2 separate regions of the Homo sapiens genome follow, and region 1 is linked to region 2. A link is a loop called in an ENCODE intact Hi-C map of the cell type or tissue named here. Cell type or tissue: endothelial cell of umbilical vein. All regions are shown on one strand.

What was found. Peaks named below come from ENCODE experiments on the same cell type or tissue, not always from the same donor. Only the 100,000 strongest peaks of a DNase experiment are listed, where the experiment ranks them.
Region 1: a loop joins it to region 2, with 4 times the contacts of the local background. A loop is called at or near these places in 1 of 110 quality-filtered maps.

Annotation. Positions count from the first base shown.
Region 1 is chr9:14,399,319-14,401,818 of GRCh38, reverse strand. It overlaps a transcript of NFIB not described here. Among named protein-coding and RNA genes, the nearest start is that of TRH-GTG1-6, 33 kb to the left of the region's middle. In endothelial cell of umbilical vein, a CTCF peak has its summit at 1,033 (motif pointing right); a DNase peak (open chromatin) is centred at 1,038; H3K27ac peaks cover 1,431 bases.
Region 2 is chr9:14,270,351-14,272,850 of GRCh38, reverse strand. The region is part of intron 2 of NFIB (nuclear factor I B); the gene reads left to right. Among named protein-coding and RNA genes, the nearest start is that of NFIB, 43 kb to the left of the region's middle. In endothelial cell of umbilical vein, no CTCF peak of the experiment used is centred here; DNase peaks (open chromatin) are centred at 1,480 and 2,060; H3K27ac peaks cover 967 bases.

The DNA.
Region 1 (2,500 bases), 130 kb before region 2:
TTCTGTATAACTCATGACCTAAGCTTACTATTACAAAGCCTAGGATGTGCCTCCCATAAGAGATAAGATTAAAATGACATGGAGATGGGCACTGGTGGGAGGCCCAAAAAGTACTCAGCATCACTGCTTATTTCCAATTAAAACTAGTGTTTCTAATTAAACACTAGACCACTAGGCTCTGTTTAGATCCACGGTACAGAAATTGCATTCCTAAAAGCAACATAAGGGAATATAGAATACTTAACTTTCAAAGTAAGTCAATAAATACTTGTTGAGTAACTATTTATAGGATAGGAACTGTACTAGGTGCCAAGAAGATGACTTGAGTAAGATAGACGCTGCCCTAGGTTTCTTGTAGCTTCCAGGCCGATGGTGAACTGGTATTTCCCAATGATGGATAGTACTGTGCTTAGAAAACTAAGACCCCAGAGATTGGAAGCAAGGCCTCACGAGGACAAAATTTCACAAACCCAGTGTCTGTGCCACAAGATTGATTTCAGTTAGAAAATAGAGCAGGTAGAAGAGAGATTGACAAAAGTTGAACAGATTCAGGACATTGACTCAGTGAATGTCAAGAGGCTGATTGATCCCTAGTGTGGTACTGCTGAAAGCTATTGAGGTTGTCAATGGGTAGACACACAATGAGCCTTTTCAAGTAGTTTATTCTCCAATGAGCCTTTTGATAAAGACTTGGAATTGTCTGTCATATCTATTGAGCATCTACTTAACCACTACTTCTTGGAACTTGTGTCATCCTAAGTAGAAATCCACCTACATAATATTCTGTCCCTTCTTGGGATGATTAGAAAAACATTCCTGGTTATGAGGGTGAAATATCAAAGAGGGTGAAAAACTGAGGCTACTCTGGCCCGAGGAGTGGTCGCTGATTGGCTACTTCGGAAGTGGCTCACCAGAAAGGCCTTTGCCAAGCCATTGCCTCCTCCCTACGCCAGTGATGCAATATCACCCCACCAGAATGTTTTGTTCTCCAAGACCCTTGTTTCAATGGGTACATCCCATTAGCAAGGCCAGCAGATGTCAGTCCTGATCCACTTTTTCTCAATAATGAACGAGGAGGAAGAGCCTATCGCTTTCCCAATCACTGCCTTCCATTTGCTGGCTTTTCTTCTTCCTGAGATGGAGGCCTCCTGCTTGGTTTGCTTTGTTAATATTTGCATTATTCAATAGTTATTATGTGATAAGCATGTTGTTTGCTTTCGATTTTGGTTGGTTTATTTTCTTGTGCTTTTATTCTTAGCTGGTGGCTTAACTTGAGTTACAGCTGTGACCTGTATATTACTCAGCATGGATAGAATGTATGTTTTTACAGCTTCTTACCTGATGCCTCAACAATCCAAAGTTGGGTCAAAAAAACAAAACAAAACAAAATTTAACGGGAAAAACATGTAGCTTTTATTCTGCAAAGTCATCTCCTTGGTGTCAGCCTTGGATATATCCCTTTTAGAATGAAGAGGCTTAGGCTTGCAAGTACTTCAGCAAACATCGTTTCTGAATGCACATATTTTTAGCTTTCTGATTAAGAAGTAGTAGGATCCCTGTGCATTTACTGAGTGGGAATCTTATCCTTGAGTTAAGACATTTTATGTTTAAAGATTAAGTAATTTATCATAAGTGCATATGGAACGATTTTAAGTAAACAGAACATAAAGCTACTGTTGAGAATGCATTCTGCTGCTTGCAATACACTATTCATTATGAAGACATGCTTTAAAATTGCTATTGAAGTTTTAAAGTCCAGGACTTACTAGTGAAGAAAAATGTGTGTTTTTGCCTTTGATCTAGTATTGTTTGTTACAGCTGATTAGCTGTTACGTACTCCAAGGTAAAATTGTCATGTAAGATGATTTCAACATGTTATAAAAGAATCTGAACATTGAGAGATGGCCAGGGACAAGAGTGCATTTGGGCAATACTCTGTGGCTTAAGTTAAATGTCACATACTTATTTTACCAAGTTGCTTAACTCAAACCACAAGAACTTTCTTGATTTATTAAGAATAGCAATACAACCTAGAAGATATATGCAACTTTTAAACAACTCTCACTGAATATTGCAGTATTTTATTTCTTTCAAAGTAAAGACTATAATAACCAGATGCCTAATGCTGACTTTTTTATTTTTCACTTGAACATGACTTCTGGCTTTCAAGAATTTTAAAATCAAATCTAAGTAAACTTAACTCTTCTGGGGGCAGGGAGACAAAATCAATCATTATTTATAATTCTTTGCAACGTTAAAAATTAAAAACCAAAGGGTAGGTATTTGTAATTTTTTATTTCAAGCTGTTATTTTGATTACTTGCAAATTTTTTGCCTATTTTTAACTAAAAGAGAGACTCACTAATAAAAATACATTTATACCAAAAAAAGTATTCATATAAAACATCTTTTCATACTTTATTTAGAATTCCTGTGTTAATGTCAGCTGCAAAATTAAGAACAAAGCAAAGATAATTTCAGAAGACTTGTCTTGGCCTATA
Region 2 (2,500 bases):
GAAAAGACTAATTGTATTGCTTCCTGAGATTTGCTTTCATAATATATTAAACCTCAAAGGATTTAAAAATGTAGCATGTTCTGTTTTAAAATTAACTCTTCTGGGGGTTTTGCTTTTATAAAAAGATAGAATTTTTTTTTTTTTTTTTTTTTTTTTTTGCGAGAATTGATTATAGCTGTTGCTACTGTGGATGACTTTCCTGGAGGTAGAAGATAAAGTGGAGCAGGCCGATGTTATTTAGCAAGAGTCATATGCTTTCATAGAAGGATTTATGTTTTATGAAACTGGCAGCACAAATGCTAGAAAAGAATTTAAAAAGTTCTTTTAATACTAAAGATATTGCAGGAAGATGAAGAGGCTTTAAATTTATAGCTGCAAACATTTTCAGTAGGAGTGTTTTTAAATGATAGCATTTTATGATTCATGCAAATATCATGTTATAATTTATTTCCTTTAAAATAATGGCAAGGAAAAATGTCATGGCTCTATTGCATGGGTCATCATCCTATTAAGTCATGTTCTATTTAAAATAATTTTACCTTTATTAAAATTTACTTGCATTTTAAAATTACGACAAAAAGCCAGATTGAAAAATTGGGAGTAAGATATTTTAACATGTATGCTATAGTTGCAAGTTCCAGAAATATGTGGGGGAAAAAAGAGGTTAGTAGCTATTTTAAGTTTGTTCAAAACGTATAATGGAAACTTGCGCCTTTTAATAGTATGAAATATTAGCAAAATGTTACTGATCACGAGATATACTGTTACATGTCTGACTATTAAATGTAATTTTTTAATGGCCACTGGATGGAATTTGCCTTTTAAAAATACTAGTCTTATGCACTCATGGTTAGGAAATGCAATAACTTCATGACAAGTTTTTATTTTTACTTCTAAGGTATTTCTTTGCTAAAGTTATTAGCACCCTTAAAATATTCTTTTGTACCTAGGGACAAAAATTCTCTACCCAGAGTTCTTATGAGTGTTTTTAAGATGGACCAGATGACACAGGGTCACGTTCATTGTGGGCAGTATGTTTTGTTTTGCTCTGTGAAATGGCTTTGTATAGAGTTTTAGTTTTTCTAAATAAATTATTATTCAACCTTACAGTGTTTTCCATGAGGTTCCCTAATCCCTGACTTTATCTCATTTTGCTCCATGTAACAGCAGTGTGGTTATCTGGCCAACCACCTCATCCCTCTTCGTCAGTTTCACTTGGAAAGATAGGATCCATATTTCCAGTCTCTGAAAGGTGGAAGCATGTGTTTCGTCCAGCTGAGTCTCTTGGTCTGATTTTTTTCCCGGTCCTAATACATGTTTATTCCTACATGTGACAAATCTGCAGTCGTGTTTTCTTTCTGAGTTATAATGACTCAGATGTCATAATTAATTTGATGAGCAGGTGGGGGTTATTAGCCTTGTGCTTCACTTGCTAATAGCTGCACAGTTTTTCTAAAGTACTCTTTCAACTAAGGAGGCATTTCTTCACATAGAATAAACAGTACAGCACAAAAGCCTCAGTTAGATAACTATCCGTGGGCTTGAAAAGCTGCCAAGCAGATGTTGTTATTGGAGCTGGCCCAGGCGAGATTGGGCCAGGCAGATGCTCATGGGGAGGGGTGTGGGGAGGGAGGAGGAGAAGGGGGAGGAGAAGTAAGAGAGTAGAGGTTAGGGGGAGAGGGGGAGGTTCTATGGGACGCTGGTGCTTTCTTTGCAGGGGGTTGGGCCAGATTTTGTTGGGGTGGGAGGTCTCTTCTAATGAGCCACCTCCATGGTTATGGCCTCTGGTTGGTCTCTTAAAACATGCATACGTGAGAATGGGGATGGGGGTGGAGGAGACCCTCTCTAAATATCCACATGGGAGCGAATCTGAGTGTTCATCCAGCAGCCTGAGACTTCTGGTTTGCATTAGGGCGGCTGTGTGCAATTTTTGAAGGGCCTACGGAGACTCAGCTTCATACCTATCCACATATGTAATGGACATGACTGCCCTGACATTTACCAGAACTCATAGGTTCTGCTTTATTGCTATAAATTAGGTTGTGCAAATTTAAGACAAAATGCTGTTTTGTTTCCTGTCACCTCAATATGTAATTTTTCACTGAGCATTCCCTACTTATTAAAATGTTGCAAAGAGACACCTTACTTTTTAAAATTAAAATCAGTCTTGGAACATGTCAGATTTGTAGGAGGTAAATGTGTGGAAGGTTTAATCTAAGCTGATGTTGTTTCTGTCCTCTGCCTTTTTTTTTTTTTTTTTTTTTTTTTTTTGTGATCTAAGGCTTTTTAGAACTCATCTCTCACTCCCCTTCACTAGATTAAATTCTGTAATCTCATTTTTCTTTGAGCTGATCTCAAGCCAATGGTCTGGGGATTTTATAGCCAAGGGATAATTTTTGATAATGGGCTATTAAAACACTTGCAGCTCCTACCCTGTCTTTCAAATTAGCATGTGCACAGATTGCCTTTCTGGGGAAAAAGTCTTTCCCTTGGCAATAAG